2 separate regions of the Homo sapiens genome follow, and region 1 is linked to region 2. The links are chromatin loops, found by intact Hi-C in ENCODE. Cell type or tissue: ovary. All regions are shown on one strand.

What was found. A loop is a pair of places that touch in the nucleus more often than their neighbours do. Peaks named below come from ENCODE experiments on the same cell type or tissue, not always from the same donor. Only the 100,000 strongest peaks of a DNase experiment are listed, where the experiment ranks them.
Region 1: a loop joins it to region 2, with 4 times the contacts of the local background. A loop is called at or near these places in 48 of 110 quality-filtered maps.

Annotation. Positions count from the first base shown.
Region 1 is chr1:31,741,050-31,749,049 of GRCh38, forward strand. It overlaps ADGRB2 (adhesion G protein-coupled receptor B2), which reads right to left. Exons shown (of 33, transcript NM_001364857.2): 5 at 3,599-3,682; 6 at 3,144-3,308; 7 at 1,789-1,953; 8 at 1,004-1,168; 9 at 751-918; 10 at 575-676; 11 at 324-430. Among named protein-coding and RNA genes, the nearest start is that of MIR4254, 14 kb to the right of the region's middle. RefSeq lists an enhancer at 3,720-3,769. In ovary, a CTCF peak has its summit at 4,741 (motif pointing left); a DNase peak (open chromatin) is centred at 4,762.
Region 2 is chr1:31,666,904-31,674,903 of GRCh38, forward strand. It overlaps COL16A1 (collagen type XVI alpha 1 chain), which reads right to left. Exons shown (of 71, transcript NM_001856.4): 45 at 5,821-5,937; 46 at 5,693-5,734; 47 at 5,513-5,599; 48 at 4,712-4,756; 49 at 3,699-3,743; 50 at 1,899-1,952; 51 at 1,262-1,315; 52 at 672-725. LOC101929444 (a long non-coding RNA gene) reads left to right here and starts at 2,901. Exons shown (of 2, transcript XR_001737631.2): 1 at 2,901-3,449; 2 at 3,929-4,164. RefSeq lists an enhancer at 517-1,054. In ovary, no CTCF peak of the experiment used is centred here; DNase peaks (open chromatin) are centred at 3,058, 3,652, 3,933 and 6,325; H3K27ac peaks cover 3,702 bases.

The DNA of each region.
Region 1 (8,000 bases), 74 kb after region 2:
GGGCTGGATGCTGGGGACACAAAAATAAATTCAAGGAGGCCCCAGTCTAGCAGCACACACAGACACTTGGATGAGCACCTAATGACTGAGGAGCTCATTCTGCAGGAGCGCAGAGGTAGGCACCAGGGATAAAAGAAGACACTTGAGAGTCAGGCCTTGAGGTATGAGTAGGAGCTTGCCAGACAAGGAGAGGCACAGCCAGGCAGAAGTGGGCACAGCATATGCCAAGGCACGTGGGAACGAGCGAGAATCACGCTCCCTCCACCCCCTAGCAGAGTCTGAGACAGATTCTGCTGTGCCCCAGCCCAGCAGGGTGCACTCACTGACAGATACAGGTAGCGGTACTCATGGGAGATGCAGCGAGCAAAGCTGGGCAGCCCCCAGTACGCCACGCCTTGGGCACTGAGGAGACAGCGGCGGCTGGCAGACCCTGCAGGGCAATAGGACAGAGGTCTGGGCATGGGGGCCGAGCTCTCACCCACACTCCTCCGTATCTCAGAGAGGCTGGGGGCGCAGAAGGGGGCAATGAGAATGGCAGGGGTGGTGGTGGTGGGGAAAGCCACCTGCCCCTTACCTGAGGCATTCGGGGGGCACTTGTTGTAGATGATCTCGCCAGCAGCTGCCTTCTTCCACGTCATCAGCATCACGTACTCATCCCTGCACATCTCATGGAAGGCTGTGGGTGCAGGGGTAAGGTTCAGCTGGGTCCACACATGGGGCCCCCAGCCCCCAGGGTCATTAGGGCAGTACCTGGACACCTCTTCTCACTACAAGGCTTCACCTCCTCTCCGGTGCCCTCGCAGGGGTAGCCCTGCGTGCCCGTGGCCTGGCACATGCGGAAGCGGCGCTGCCAGCCTGTGTCACACGTCTTAGAGCACAGGCTCCACGCATTCCATGGCCCCCACTTGCTATCAGTGGCTGTGGGAGAGGTGAGGCATATGAGTGGGCCCAGGTACCCCCATGGTCAGAGCTGCAACTTGCCACCACTGTGCCAAGCACTCACCCGGGCACTCGAGGTTGCTGCACTCCCGGGTGTCAGTGAGGGCACCCGTGCATGTGGCCCAGGCTGGGCCCGCCACGCTGCACTTCCGGCTGCGCTGTTGGGTCCCATTGGCACAGGACGTGGAGCATGGGCCCCAGGGACCCCATTCTAACCACTGGCCTTCCACTGCATGGGGAGACACAAGCAGGGGTGGCTGTTGAGCAGGATGTGTGAGGGCTGGTGGTGTGGAGAACCACAGGAAGACCCAGAGCCTGCTAGGCATTCAGATTTGAGCCAGGCCAGACCCACTGGAGTGGGGAGGGGAGGGGGTTATGAGGAAGGCTGGAGTGAGCAGGTGGTGCCTGGGCCTCATGCTGCCTGCCTGCCACCAGCTCCAGAAATACAGGACACCTCTCCTCTTAGCACAAGGCACAACTCACTTCTGGCTAAGGGAAGGGGCTGCAGGGGTGTCTTCTGATCTTTGCCAGCACTTCAGCCCAGCTTTGTGTCCTCTCACAGTCCAGCTGGCCATGCACCAAAATGCAAGGGCAGCCCAGGGCTTGGAGAAAGAGCTGTCCCCTCTTGATGGCGTCACAGGGTACTAACTCATGTCAGGGCTAGGGGTCAAGTCAGGGCTAGGGGGTCACCTCGCACACAGGCAGGCATACTTCTCCAGTCTCCCCATGCTTGGTCAAAGTTTAAGGGGCCCCCAGGGGCAGGTCACTGGACCTGACTGCCTCCCCAGGTCTCCCGACCCCCCACCGGGCTGGGCAGCGCCCTCATGGAAGCCCACGGGTGCTACTGACCCGGGCAGGCAGCCATACTGCAGAGCTTAGTCTGCAGCTCAGGACCCTCGCAGGCCTTGCCGCCGTGCTGGGGGGGCACGCAGGTCCGCATCCGGCTCCGGGACCCCCGCCCGCAGCTGCGGGAGCACAGGCTCCAGGACCCCCACTCCTCCCACACGCCGTGCACTGCAAGGAAGCACGTGGCCGGTGGCTGGGCGGCACCATGGCCCCGCCCACCACCGGCGCCTGCCCATCCGCCCACCAATCAGGAGCTCCGCAGCTCTGCGGCTGCTCCTCATTGGCTCTGCCCCGGGATCTGTTGCCAGGGGGATCTCCCAGGGCCCCACCAAGGCGCGACCCTTTGAAGGGATGTGCAAGACACAGGCTTCCGGTCCTAATTCACATAGGACAGCCCCTGTGGACGCCTGGACAAGGGGGCCAGGACCAACAGGAGGGGAACCAGGGGTCCTCCTCTCCTGAGGGCACAGGAAAATTCAGGAAAGGACCCAGGACCCACGCCATTCCACCCCTCCCCATCCCACCCACCCCTAGACCCAGAGCCTGAATACAACACAGCAGTCCGGGGGCAAGAGAAGCGCCCTTCCCAGCCCCAAGCGCACAGACACACAAATAAACATGAACCTCTACATGGACACCGACACACCGAGCTCACACGCTGGAACACAGCTTTGCCCCAGGCCTTTGCAAACTCCTGCCATACCCCCAGGTACCAAGAGCCCTTCCCAGGTAGGCCCTGCTCTAAATCCACAGCACCACTGGCATGGCCTAGGCCTCACTTCACCCACTCAGGGAGCAAGGAGCAGGACTGGCTGAGGCTACCCTGCCCTTGCCGTCTCAAGCAAGCACATGCATTTCCTTAACAACTACACACTCAACTGAGGGAGGCTTAGGGGAGGCTCCCTTGAGAGGGGGTGTCCAAAGGAAGGAGGGGAAGGTCAGGGAAGTGGCGTTTGTCTTAGATCTTGAAAGACAGGCTGAATTTGAATAGCCAAGGTCAGGGAGAAAGGATAGGACAAGAATCAGCAAATGCAGGGAGGTGGGAAAGTGCGCAAGCTACTGATATGGCCAGAGCGGAGTGGGTAAAAACACGAGCCTTGGTTACCAGGATGCAGGCACTGGGGGAATGATGTGCCCAGAACCGGGCCCAGTAGCATGGGCCCTGGTCTGATCCATCTGTGCCCCCAGTGCCCTGCACCGGGCTGGCATGGTACGCAGAGTTGGGCATGGTGTGGGGAACAGCCACATTTGTTGAATGAAAGGAGGAGGCAACCAACCATTTTGGAGATTAATCTGCCCAAGTCCCAGGCAGGACCTAACCCTGCAGGCAGGTGGGGTGGGGAGGAGGATGGGCCTACCTGGGCAGGTGGCTGAATTGTTGCAGGGCCTGGTCTCCCGCAGGGGCCCGCTGCACAGGGTCCCATAGGGGGAGGACACACAGGAGCGGGTCCGCACCTGCAGACCCTGCCCACACGTCAGGGAACACACGCTCCACGGGGACCACTCCTCAGCCGCCGGGTCGCCTACGAGAGAGGGACAGCGTCGGCGGCAGGGGGCACCTCCCAAGCACTCAGTCTCATAGGGATAGGGGGAGTGGCAGTAAGGTGGGGGCAGGCATCAGAGGGCTCCTCCTACCCTGACCCCAAGTAACAGGCTCTTCAGGAGGCCACCCAGCCCTTCCCACAAGCTTCATGTGGCACAGACGCGACTGAACTGCAGGACAGAGACAGACAGGCACACACCAAGCACACACACCACCAGACGCACACAGTCGGGCCCCCGCCGCAGAGGAAGGGAGGCGGGCCCGAGTTACCTGTCTGCGCCATGTATAGCCCAGGCTCATCTGCAGACCTCGGCCACTGGGTTTTCACTTTCGGTTCCTCTTCCGGCTCCTCACCTGGAACACGGAGGTGGTGGCAGGGGCTCAGCAAAGGCCAGCTAGGTTCTGTTACAGTGGCACAGTGAAGGCAGCCTTCCTTGCCCTCCGCCTGAGGGCCTGGAACCAACTGCATGATGCTCTCTCAGGATCACATTCTGCCCTCTGCCCCACCACCACTATTTCACAGACAAGGAAACTGAGGTTCAGAAGGCTACACAGGACTAGGCCCTGACCTCACAGTCATCTTTTCCACCTCTTGCCTCAGCCAGATGTGGGGGAGATTTAAGGGGCATGGCTGCCCATATGAAAGAGCTCTGGGAATGCTTCTGTGCCAAGTGCGGCCCATAACCCTCTCCTTTAGTCCTCTCACTGGAAAGAAGAACCATCATCTCTGTTTACAGATGAGGAAACTGAGGGCTAGACAGGGGAAGTGCCTTGTCCAAGAGCACACAGCTGCATTTGCTCCTCCATTGTACTGACTCCTAGGGGCTGAAAAAACATCCAAGCTGAGCTGCTGCAACCCTGGCCCCGAGCCTATCTCTGAGATACAGTTCATGCTCCCCAAGCAGCACTGGACTGTGACCTGGAGGCACAGGTCAGAATGCCACTCCTCTGAGACCCAAGGGGCCTAGGACAAGTGCCCACATCCAACAGACCTTTCTCCTGCTGGCCCTGAGGCCAGGAGAACAGCAGGTGCTCGAGGAGGCCAGGCTACCTTGACCCTGGCCCCACCAGGCTCTCAGCTGCCCTGATTTATGTGTCTGGGCTAGGCCTTGGAAGCACTACCAGCCCTGGTGGCTTCCATTCTCCAAAGCCTGGCCCTCCTGCACAGACATGAGCTCATCAGGGCCCTCTCCCACAATGGGGTGTCAGGGAGGGGCAGACATGGGCACAGAAGGGAAAGGCCCAGCAGCCTCTGCATGAGCAGGTGGGACTGGAAGAGCCTTTGAGGATGGGCTCACCCCATGCTATCCCCAGACTATTAGGTGCTCCTCTCCCCCACCTCCAGGCTCCTTCCTATCTCTAAAAGCCAGCAGTACTGGACAGGCACGCTGAGTGTGAAGGGACCCACCAGGGCTGCCTCTTCCTGCCCCCTGCTGCCCAGCCCGGGCTCTGCAGCTGAGAGGAAGCTCTTTCTCACCAAGCATGAGGAGCAGCCACCCTGAGCAAATCTGCTGCTGGGGGCTCAGAACTGCCACCCAGCCCAGCCTCTGGTCTCATCCACTCTGGGGCCTTTCCCTCCACGTCAGTCACCAGCCCCAGGGCCTGATCCACATGATCCCTGAAATTTCTCCATCTCTGAAACCTGGACTCCCAGAAGAGCTTTGGAGTGAATTAACCCTGGATCCCAAATGGGGTGTGGACATTGACCAGCTGTGTGGCCTCGGGCATGTCTCTTCACCTCTCTGACCCTGCTTTATCCTCTGGAGAACAACATTCATTATACTCCGCCCCCAGGACTCACGTGAGGACCCCCTGCCAGGAGGGCCTTGAAACCCTCAGCACCCTGCTTGGCACACGGCAAGTGCTCAGAAGACAGTCATTCTCGTTTATTTTTATCATCTCCCTTCTCTTCACAGCCTCCACCCCTTCCAGCCCCTCATGTGCCACCCGAGCCTACTCCCTCTGAATAGCATCTGCAGTTCCACTTGGCCCCTGCCTCTCTTGGGACCACAGAGGAGGTGGCAGGGCCAGGCGTGCCAGCTCCTCGATCCCCTCCCCCAGCCCTGGAGCCTTGTGACAAGCTACCCTCTCCACGCCCACCCCCAGGCTGCTGAAGAAATCTATGGCTGTGCCAACTGGCACCATGACAGCTTCAGGGGCTCCACATCCGCTGGGCGCCCGGGACTTCTCAGTGGCCCTTCTTGGCTCTGTTCCTTCCTCATTCCCCGCTGTGGCCATACTGCACCTTGTCCTCTCTCCTCAAGCTCATCTCTGCCCACTCTCTCAGCGATGACCTCAACATCGGGAGCCCCCAGCTTCTTGCCCAGCCTCTCCAACTACCAACTTCCCTGCAGCCCTTCTCCCCACAAAGGCCAGCCCCGTGGCCTGGGCCTGCATCCCCCTCCTCCAGCCTTCTCAGGAGGGCTCCACCCATTATCCCTTCTCATCGGCACCCTGTCAGCATTCTCCCCTTGCGGCAGCCCAGGAACAGATCCAGGCCTCCTTCGCTCTCGGAGAGGCCCTCCTCTGACCCTCTGTTTCCCTCCTCCGTCAGTGACTGCTCTGCAGCCAGCACTCTGGTTTTTCACCTGACACTCACTTCCTGGCTCAAATATCACCTCCCCTGTTAATCCACTGCAGTCTGGCTTCTGCCCACATCTCTCTGCTGAACGTGCTCTTGATAAAGTCATCAGTGTCCTCCTTGTTGCTAAATCCTGTGGATACTTTGCAGACCTGGTCTCACTTGACCCCTCAGCAGCATTTGGTCCTGCTGACTCGTCCTCCCTTGAAGCACTCTCCTGGTTTCCCACCTCTCTAGCTACTCTGTCCCCATCTCCTTGAGGGGTCTATTTTCCTGCTGTTTCCCATATCAGGAGTCCATGCTTTGTCCTGTTTTCACTGCACGTGCTCCCCACCAGGCTTAATTAACCCCCTCTGAACCAATGCTCCCAAATCATCATCCCCAGGCCCTGCCTCTCCTGTGCTCCATTCCTGGATATCCTCCTGCCTCCTGAGCAGTTCTCCTGACCATCAAATTCAGCATGTCCAAGAAGCCCACCATCTACTCTCAAATCTCTACTTGCTTGTTTCCCCACCCTCTTTGCCTAGAAAACTCCTACTTGACCTTCAAAACCCACCTCAAATGACCTCTCATCTATGGAAACTTCCATATTGTCAACTCCCCAGGCAGAGTTGGCCACCCCCTCTTCTATGTGCCCTTTCATCACAGATGGGTCCATCTTCTGACTGTCAGAAATACCCCCAACTCTCTACCATAAGCCCGTTGAGGGAAGGCTGTGAGTCCTCTCCTTGACCCCCAGGGAATGCCAGCACAAAACTCAGCCCAGCGAAATACCAAGAAATAAGCACCAATGAATACATTGTTCCCAGCTTCCCCCACAATGGGGCTCACGAGGAATGGTCATTTGTAATCTTGACTCCCCATGCAAAGTATCAGCTCCGTCCCACAGCACCAGCATTCAGATTTGATATGCCAGCCTGCACCAAAGGGACCACTAAGACAGGCTCAAAGACAGAGCTCCTGGCCCCTATTTATTCACAAACACTTTGGAGGTGCAAATCCAGCTGAGAGTCCTCCCATCCAGCTCCTGTGTGGGCTTCCTGCCCATCGTCGTGTCTGGGGCATCTACCAGTCTGGCATCCAGTGCCCACCAAATGCGGACACGTGAGAGACCAGCCTGACCTGCTTGTCGGGGTCTCACACTGTTTCCTGTGGTCCCTGCTCCTCTTCTAACCACTCACAGACCATCTGCTGGCCAGCCCCACAATGTAACAGGAGGGGCAGGGCGAAGCGGGAGTGGGTTGGGGTCAGTGGTTTCCAGAATTCACCCTATTTGAAAATCAGAACATGTCCGAGGTTCAGTTTTTGGATCCCTTTTCCGGCCTCCTGAGCTGGGCCAGAGAGGGGAAGGTACAAGCCCAAGGCCACACAGCCAGGCCCTACACTGCCTGCCTGCCCCTCCATTCCCACCCATCCCACTCAGAGGAGAGGAGAGGCCAGCAATTCATTCCCACACAGGGGAAGGCTGGTTCTCCCTGGAGGGGGAAGAAGACAGATAAGAGCAGAGGTGTCATTTACTGAAACAAACACTTAGTCAGCACACACTGTGTGCAGGCCCCAGCCAGCCCTGAGGCCAAAACAGGGCAATCCAAGAGGAAGCTGAGCCAGGCAGGGTCCAAGAGGACAAGGAGGGGCCCCCAGAAGGGACGTGAGTACCCCCAAGAACTCCTGAGTGTTCCACCCAGTGAGCTCAGCGGCTTGTGGGCCAGGTGCCCCAAGGCCTGCAGTCCTGCAATCTATCAGCTTTCCCGTCGGGCTGCCAGTCATGGGCACAAACAGATGTGCTGCCTGGGACACACTTCCCCACTTGACCACCTGATAACCTCATAACTATTCTGTTCTGAATAAGGCAACGTTTACTAAACAACTCCTACATGCCAGTCACTGTGCACTCAGCATCACCTCATTTCATCCTCATCAGGGCTGGTTTCCCCCATTTTACTAATGAGAAAGGAAGCTCCAAGGTCTCATACTAGAGAGAGGCTGAGGTGGGATTCAAACCCAGGCCTGCCTGACTCCAGAGGCCGTGCTCTTTCCACTGTACTACACTGGCTCTGACAAAATGCCACTCAACTTGGACCTCCTCGGAGA
Region 2 (8,000 bases):
ACGGCAGGGCAAGAGGGCAACTGCGCTCTGTTCATGGAGACATCCTCAGAGGGGAGCCTGGCACCCCACAGGCCCCTGAGAAATATCTATTACTGAGTAAATGCCTGATGGAGTTTGCTGAATCCCACTGGGGCCTCACTGAAACTGGTGAATCTGTAAGGCTGCAGTCCCAGTTTGGCTGATCCTAGATCTGAGGTTTGTGAGGTTTGTCACCAGATAGATGTGTGTTCAAGCCCAGGTTCCACCACTACCTCACTCACTAGCTTCAGGAGCCTGGGTGAGTCTCAGCTTTGTCACTCTGGGGGCCCCAGTGTCCTCATCTGGTCACAGCCCAACTCCTGTGCTCAACGTGGGGCCTGGCAGGCCTTGGCTCTGGAGGGTGGCTCTGGGGAGCTGGGGTCCACTGGGGGTCTATAATCCCAGGTCCTCCTTTGTAGGAGGCGGAGGAGTGCTTCTGCGGCTGCCTCCTGGCACCCTCCCCTTGGCAGCCCTGCGGGGATTCTCCTCACAGCCTCCACCTCCACAGCACCCAGCCTGTGCTGCAGGCTTGGGGGCAGGGGGGCAGCAGGGGTCACGATCCTCCCCTTCACAGGCTGCTGCCAAGTCTCCAGCCCGAGACTGTGTGGCTCCACGTGCAGCCCTGCATCCAGCCCCACGCCGCTGGGACTCACCGGCTCTCCTTTCTCTCCCGCTGACCCGGTGTAGCCACGCTCCCCCTTGATGCCCTGACAAGTGGCAAAGAGACAGTGGAATTAGCCCCACAGAATTAGTCCGTCACGGCACTAATGCGAGGAGCGGAGACTGCAGCTGGCACCCAGACTGGCTCTGGGGGAATGGCACTGGGAGGACCGCTGGGTGCTCCAAAGCTGCCGTGCCTCCCATCTGCCACCGTGCCCCCCAAGCCCCCAGTGGAAAGGAGGACACACCCACCCAGCAGCTTCTGTGGGGGTGGCACCTCTAAGCTGTCTCTCCAATCTCCCAAACCCCTCACCCCCAGGAGGCAGATCTCAGTTCTTGCTGTGTCTGGGCCTGGCAGAGTGCTCTGAGAGTCAGGCCTGAGCAGAGTGGTGGGACCAATCCACACTGCCAAGGGGGCCTACAGTGGGGAGAGGGGGCTGCATGGACTTTAGGCAAAGGAGGAGGCTGAAATGCCCGGTAATGGGGAGCCCGCCGAGGGTTGCCCAGCCTGGCTGTGTCCTGACCACCAGCCCAAACCTCTGGTACCTGGCACCCACTCCCCAGCAAGGGTCCCCTTACTCACAGGCAGTCCTGGGGGGCCCGTGGCACCTGGGTAACCTGGTTGCCCTGGAGGACCCTGCAAAGAAAGGCAGACATGATGGATAGCCCCCCAACATTTCTGTTCTCCCCTCGCTGGGTAAGAGGATGGCCAAAGCTAAAACCTCTGGGGCTGCCATCTAGCAGGTGCCAGCCTGCCCCAGCATTGCACACTGGGCCATCTCCCCAAGCCCCAGGTCCCCTCGGTCGTGACCACCACCACAGACCTGGGCTGGGGAGGCGAACCCCAGCCTGGCCCAGACCCTGAGAGCTGAGCCGGAGCAGGGAGCCCAGAGCAGGCATGAGGACCAGGGAAGAGGGGGTGGGCTGGGATGCTGAGTGACAACAGCCGAGGGAGGGAGGGGAGCCCCCAGGGACGCTGCTGGAGGACAGGGGCTGTGCATGCTTCTGGCAGGGAGTCAGGGCACATGGAGATCGGCCTCCTTTGCTCCTGGGGGAGTGTGGAAACCTCACACTGAGGGAATCCCGGCAGAAGGGCAGAGAGTCTCAAGGAGTCCACCTCCCAGCTTCCACTCAGCAGCCACCCTTCAGAGCTCAAGCTCTGCCTCCCCAGCTCTTCCTCCCTTTCCAGCCCTTTCCAGCCCCTGCCAGCTTCTTCTTACCGGCTCCCCCTTGTCTCCAGTCAGGCCCGTGAGACCTCGCTCTCCTTGAAGGCCCTTGGAGAGAAAAATCATGAGAAACTGCAGGAGCCGGCGGTCCCCACCCAGCCCCTGACTCCTTCCCCCTGCCCCACTGCCTTCTGTTCCCACTCCAGGCAAATATGGAGGCCATAGTGGCTCTCGTAGTGTCCCTAGAAGGTGACCCGTAATGGGTGTGCTCCAGCAGGATGACTGGTGGAGGTGTGAACCCCACATATGGGTGCCTCTCAGGAGGATACCCTTCAAGATAGATAACTATAGAGATATGCCCTCCAGCAGAGGTGACTCTGGGAGGGTATCTCTCAGGTGCCCGTCGCTGGTATGCCCTGCCATGGTAACTGACTGGCGTACACCTTTAGGAAGGTGATGGATCAGATGTGTGCTTATTCTGAGGGGCAACTGTCAGGAGAGGTACCCCAGATGGATGCTGCCACCAAAGTGTATCATATCATCAGATACCCAACACTTACCTGTCCAAGTCCCCCACCCCAAGCAAAAATCACTTTCTTGGAGGGAGGCAGGGGAGAGACACAGGAAGGCTGCCTCCAGAGCAGTCCCTGTCACTTTGTAGGGTGAGAGGGCATGTCACTTTCCACGAGAGCTACAGCCCCCACCCCTAATTCCTTACCCCAGCCTTTGCAGGTGCCATGCCATTAAGGGCACCTTTCCTGCCCCCTTCTCCCTCATCCCCTCAAGAGATGACGCCCAAACCTTTCCATGACATAAGACAGATGGCTAGACGGACAGATGGCCCCTTCACCCAAGCAAGCAGAAACAGACAAGGCCCGGCCACAGATGAGGACGTGGGGACAGATGGAACTGTGACGAGGAGGGGCCCTGCTCCCTGAGCCTCCATCACCAGGCCTGGGAGGAGAGGAGCCAGGCCCCAGGAACACAAAACCTGACAAACAGGAGGTTAGTTTCCGTGACCCAGGAGGGAGCAACAATGAGGCTGGGGGTGATGTAAACACACCTGTGACGATGACGAAGGCAGAGCAATTAACGACACCTGGCAGAAGGAGCCGGCCAAGGTGCCGGGCACAGAGGGGCAGGGCCGCACGACACCCAGAAACCCAACTGGCTGATATCACATGCCCCGCCTTGGAGCAGACTGGGACTGGAGCCAAGGAAGAGGAAGCGAAGAGGAGGCAGCTGAGAGTTTCCTCTAGGACGACGGAAAAGGCGCAGGAAGGGCTGCCTTTAAATCCCTGGGTGCCTCTGGACAGCCCTGCCAAGCAGCAGGGCAGCAAACCTGTGCCAGCCTGCAATGTGAAGCCCTAAAGCTTTGGCATCTCTGCTGGGCTCTGAGCCAGGTGCCTGGCAGGGCCCCAAGAACTACTTTCAGCAAATCTTCAGGCAACGCCGAAGGTGGTGAGAAGCAGGAGGCAGAGCGAGAAGGCAGGAATGGAGGGGCCCCCTAGAGGCACCAGCTTAAGAGGAAGGTTCACGAGCTCAGGAGGACTTGGGGGAGTGCTGCAAGATGGTGCGAGAAATGGAGAAGGAAGACAGAACGGGGTAAGAGAGAGAAGAGGAGAGAAAGAACGCAGGAGAGGAGGGAGAGGAGAAAACGGAAAGGAGTCAGAGACTGGGAGGATGTCCAAGCTGCCGGGACCTCAGAGAACCCGTGTCGTTAGCTACCGTGCCTGAAGGGGGACAACAAACACGGAGGACGGAGGTGAAGGCACGACAGGAGGGAGACAAGCAAAAGCCACAGAGACCTGGCTGACGGGGGGGAGGGGAGGTCGAGCAGCGCTAGGTTCTTACAGGCAATCCGGGGGAGCCAACAGCACCAGGAAAACCTGGGGGGCCCTGGTGGGAGAAACAGGCAGGTCACATCTCACAGGCACAGTAACCCTGGGACAGCCTGGAGGGCACAGTCTGGGGCTTGGGGGTCATGGGGAGAGGAGGTCATGGGAGTATTTTCAAGGCAGCTGGAAAAGAGACTCCTTGAAAGTCTTGGCTCAAAAGACAACTGTTCCTCCCCTTGGCTCCAGGAAGAATGGCTCCTCCGTTGACGGAGATGCGGAATGGCTCCAGAGTCAGAGGGCTTCCTGAGTCTTCCGGAGTCTAACTGAAGATCCGGTTGCAGCAGAAGCCCATTTCTTTCAGCCTTGCCCACCATGCCTGCCACCCGACCTCCACCTGTCCCCCGAGTGGGGGGCTCCCTGGCTCTAAGACAGCTCCCACCAGCCATTTTCTTCTCCAGAGAAAGCATTTTCAGTTCTTTCAATCTTTCCTAGTCACTTCTATTTTCCTGCCATGTCAACATCACAGAGGACTCCAGAGTAGATACCCTGGTCTGGTTTTTGTAGATTTACCCTAGAGATGGCCCTACAGAGCAATGGAGGACAGCTCCATCTTAGCCCCGAGCCCTTGTGGGGACTGGAGTCACAGGGGCATGGAGAGGTCTGGCCAGCATGCCGCATGCTTCCCTGGTTGGGAGGCTGTGAGCCTGAAGCCTAGGCCCCCTGCCGAGGGCGGCCTGGGGCCACTGTGGAAAGCGCAGCAGAGGGTGGGGACAGGGAAGCAAAGAGGTGCCTCTGAGGACCTCCCCTAAGCAGGACCGCAGGCAGTAGGCAGAGCAGGGCGGTTCCAGGGCATCCGGTGGTGGGAGAGCACAGTCCCTGCAGATGCTCTGCGGAGGGATGGGGAGGGCAGTGGAAGTTCCCTCCTCCTGCCTTGCCCAGCCTTTTGGGGACAAGGCCGCGGGATGGTGTCTGAGTGTAATGACCCCTTTGAGAGCTTCTCAAGCAGACCAGGGCACCACTGATACTTACGATAGGGCCTGGAGGACCCGGGGAGCCCCTCATGCCAGGCGGACCCTGCAAAGGAAGCCAAGGGAAATGGATGAAGAGGCCCAGGCCCCATAGAGCCCCTGGGATTCCAGCAGCCTTCCTCCCAGCTTGCCAGGGCCAAGGTCAACAGAGGGTGGCTGCTGTCCAAGCAGGACCACTTAGCTGATGTTCGAACAATCTTTCATTTGGCCCATTCGGTCATCCTACAAACATTTAACAAGCAACTATTACGTACCAGGCATTAGTCCAGGGGCTAGGATCACAGCATAAACAAAATAAATAAAAACCCCTGCCTCAAAGCAGTTACATTCTAGGGGAGAGACGGACACTAACAAATAGAACAGGAGCTGGCACATAGTTGGTGTTGAGCTGACACCTGTAGAATGTTCCTGAATGAAGTAAATAGGCAGGATGTTGGATGGTGATGAGTATGATGCAGGCCAAGGGGACTGGAGGCTCTGGGGTTGGTGTGGAGTTCAATTTTAAAGAGGGTGGTCAGGGGAGGTCTCTCTGAGAAGGAGACATTTGAGCCGAGCTGAAGGAGTGCAGGAATAAGCCCTGGAGAAGAGCGTTGCAGGCAGAGGATGCAGCTGGGCACTGGGGAGAAAGAGTGTGTCCTACGCTGGGTCCTGTGTATCCCAGAGAAGCCACGTGCCAGGAGAGCAGATGAGCCCAGAGTGGTAAAGGGCATCAGTCAGGTGAGGCCTCGGAGGCCCCCAAGAGGTCTCAAAGGCAGACAGGGCCCCAGCTCCCTTGAGGATGAATCCCCATCCCTGGTCTTACCTCTTCTCCTCTCTGGCCTGGCAATCCCGGAGGACCAGGTAGGCCTGGGCTCCCAACACAGCCAGGATCTCCCTCACTGTTGTCACCCTGGAGAAGGATGGAGACGGTGATAGTGAGCAGTCAGGGCCTGTCCCTGTGGGGCATGGGGCATGATCGGGGGAGATAAGGCGAGGCACTCACCCGGGCCTCCTCGGCTCTTGGGCGCTCCAGTGACAAAAAGCACTGCAAGGGACAATGAGAGGCACATTGTCTGATGAGGCAGCCAGGGAACCCTCCTGCATAGGGCAGCCCCAAGCCCAGTCCCTTACCTGGGCGCAGTTGTCGAGGCCTGGCACACCAGGGATGCCCTGGTCTCCCTTCTCTCCCTTCTCCACGAGGTACCCTGGGTGGGCCCTCTGCCCCTGGACACAGTCCCCGCAGATACTCTGATCAGGGAGTGGGGAGAGGAGTGGGGCCTGGGTTAGAGATGGGCAGGATGGGCCAACTGGGGAGCCCCAGTGAGAACCCAGAGCCAGGGCTCCCTGCCCTGCCGTCTTCCCTCCTCCCACACTCCCTCCCTCCCCAGCCGCATCCCTGCGGCAGCTTTGCTCCATCCTCGGGGGACCCACTCCCAACAATTGGCTTTGAGTTTCCTCCAGGAAGAAGCTCTGGTACAGCTAAGCCAAAGCCACTTTCCAGACAGGCATGTGGGTGGAGGCGAGGGGCCCGCAGAGGGACCATCTGTCCCGGCTGTTCCTGCAACCTGCACCCACTGCGAGGACAAGCCACGAGGAGTGAGGCTGGAAAGGCTGGCTCCGAACGCCAGCTTCTCTGCCCAAGGGAGCAAAGGAACAGCTGCGGGAGGAGCCAGGCCCTTCCCAGGAGCCCCTGGGACAGATCTCAGATTGCTCACAGGCTCCTGGCTCGGATCGCGCCACCAGAATTGTCTTCCCCACAGGAAGGGCTTTAACCTTCTTTGGGTCACAGACCCCTCTGAGAGTTTGATGGAAGCTATGGGTCCTTTTCTCAGAAAAATCAAACCCACTAGTGAAAACCAGCCTGCAATTTCTGAGGACTCAGGAGCCCGGAGCCTGTTTGTGGCCAGTGTCGTGTCCACAGATGCCCAGGCAGGAGCCCCTGCTCACTTTCACTGCTCACCACCAAGCCCAGTAATAACGACTGGCATTTACTCAGCACCCATGACGCTGGGCATTGTACATAATAAGCCCTGCACATTATCACATGCCATCTTGACGGCGCAGTGAGACAGGGAATCTTATAAGCATTGTGGAGATGGGAAAGCCCACTCAAGAGAGGCGGCGTGACTTGTCTAAGGAAAGTGGGAGCCTGGATTGGCGTGGGCCTGTCCTAGGCCACAGCCAGTGCTCTCTCCCCAGGCTTCCTGGACTATGGGTGCAGGTGGTGGCTGGGGCTCTGGGTCAGCATGCCCCGGGGTGCCATCTGACCCCTTCTCCACACTATGCGCACTTTCTATTTGGAATCCTCTGAAGAGCACTTGATGAAGAAGCCAACAGATGAAATGTTACAGGAGAAATGTCAAATCCTGGATTTGGAGTCACACGATCACTGCCCAGTCATTGACAGAAGCAGAGGGGAGAAGAGCTGGGGGTTTCGTTGCCACAACCTCACTGTGATCCAACATGTAACTGATGCCAAGAGGTTACCCCGACCTCCTCTGGCTGCTTCTGGAGAAATCTGCCGTTCAGAGCAGGGAAGGGGTAGACAGCCCCCATGCTCTGCCCTGACCAAGGCCCATCGGGGTCATGGGATGTCCAGGGCACTAATTAGCCAGTGTCAGAAGAGGGTGGCCAGGATGAGGGGGGGCTCTGGAGGCCAACACATGGGAAAGACCCCTGAGGATGCTGGGCTAGAGGAGAGAAAGTCCAGGAACATAAGGGCCTCCTTCAAAAACCTGAAGGCAACCTGGGGAATTACTGTGCTCTCGTTTCTAGAGGTGACTAAGCAAAGATGGGCTATGTGACTCTTGATTCCAATAGGAACTTCTGCTCAGTTTGGGAAGCCGGCCCAGGCCACAGCCCTCTGGTAGAGCATTAAGGCTGTGTACAGGCCCTGGCACAGGCCGACCCTCTGACCAGGTCCGAAGTCCCCTTTCTTAGACTACCAGAAGTGCTTCTCAAATCCATCTCCTCCCTGGATTCTTTCTGGATTGACTAGAGAACAGCTGAAGCTTTCTTCCAGGCCACACCCAATCTCACAGCCCCCCACCACTGCACTTTCACCCCCTCTGCTTTGCTTTGGAAGCTGCTGGGCTCTGCCGCAGGGTGACCCGGGTGCTACGGGGTCTCATTGCCAGCTGCTGCGGGCAGGCTTCAGGGCTGGGTTCTGCCGACAGCATCTGCCATGTGGGCACCTTCACAGGATTCCTTTAAGCACTCATTCAGCAAATGTTGCCTGGGGGCCTGTTACAAGCCAGGCATCAGCTAGGCCCTCTTAGACAGATGCTTGGAATGCGTATTCCCTGCAAACT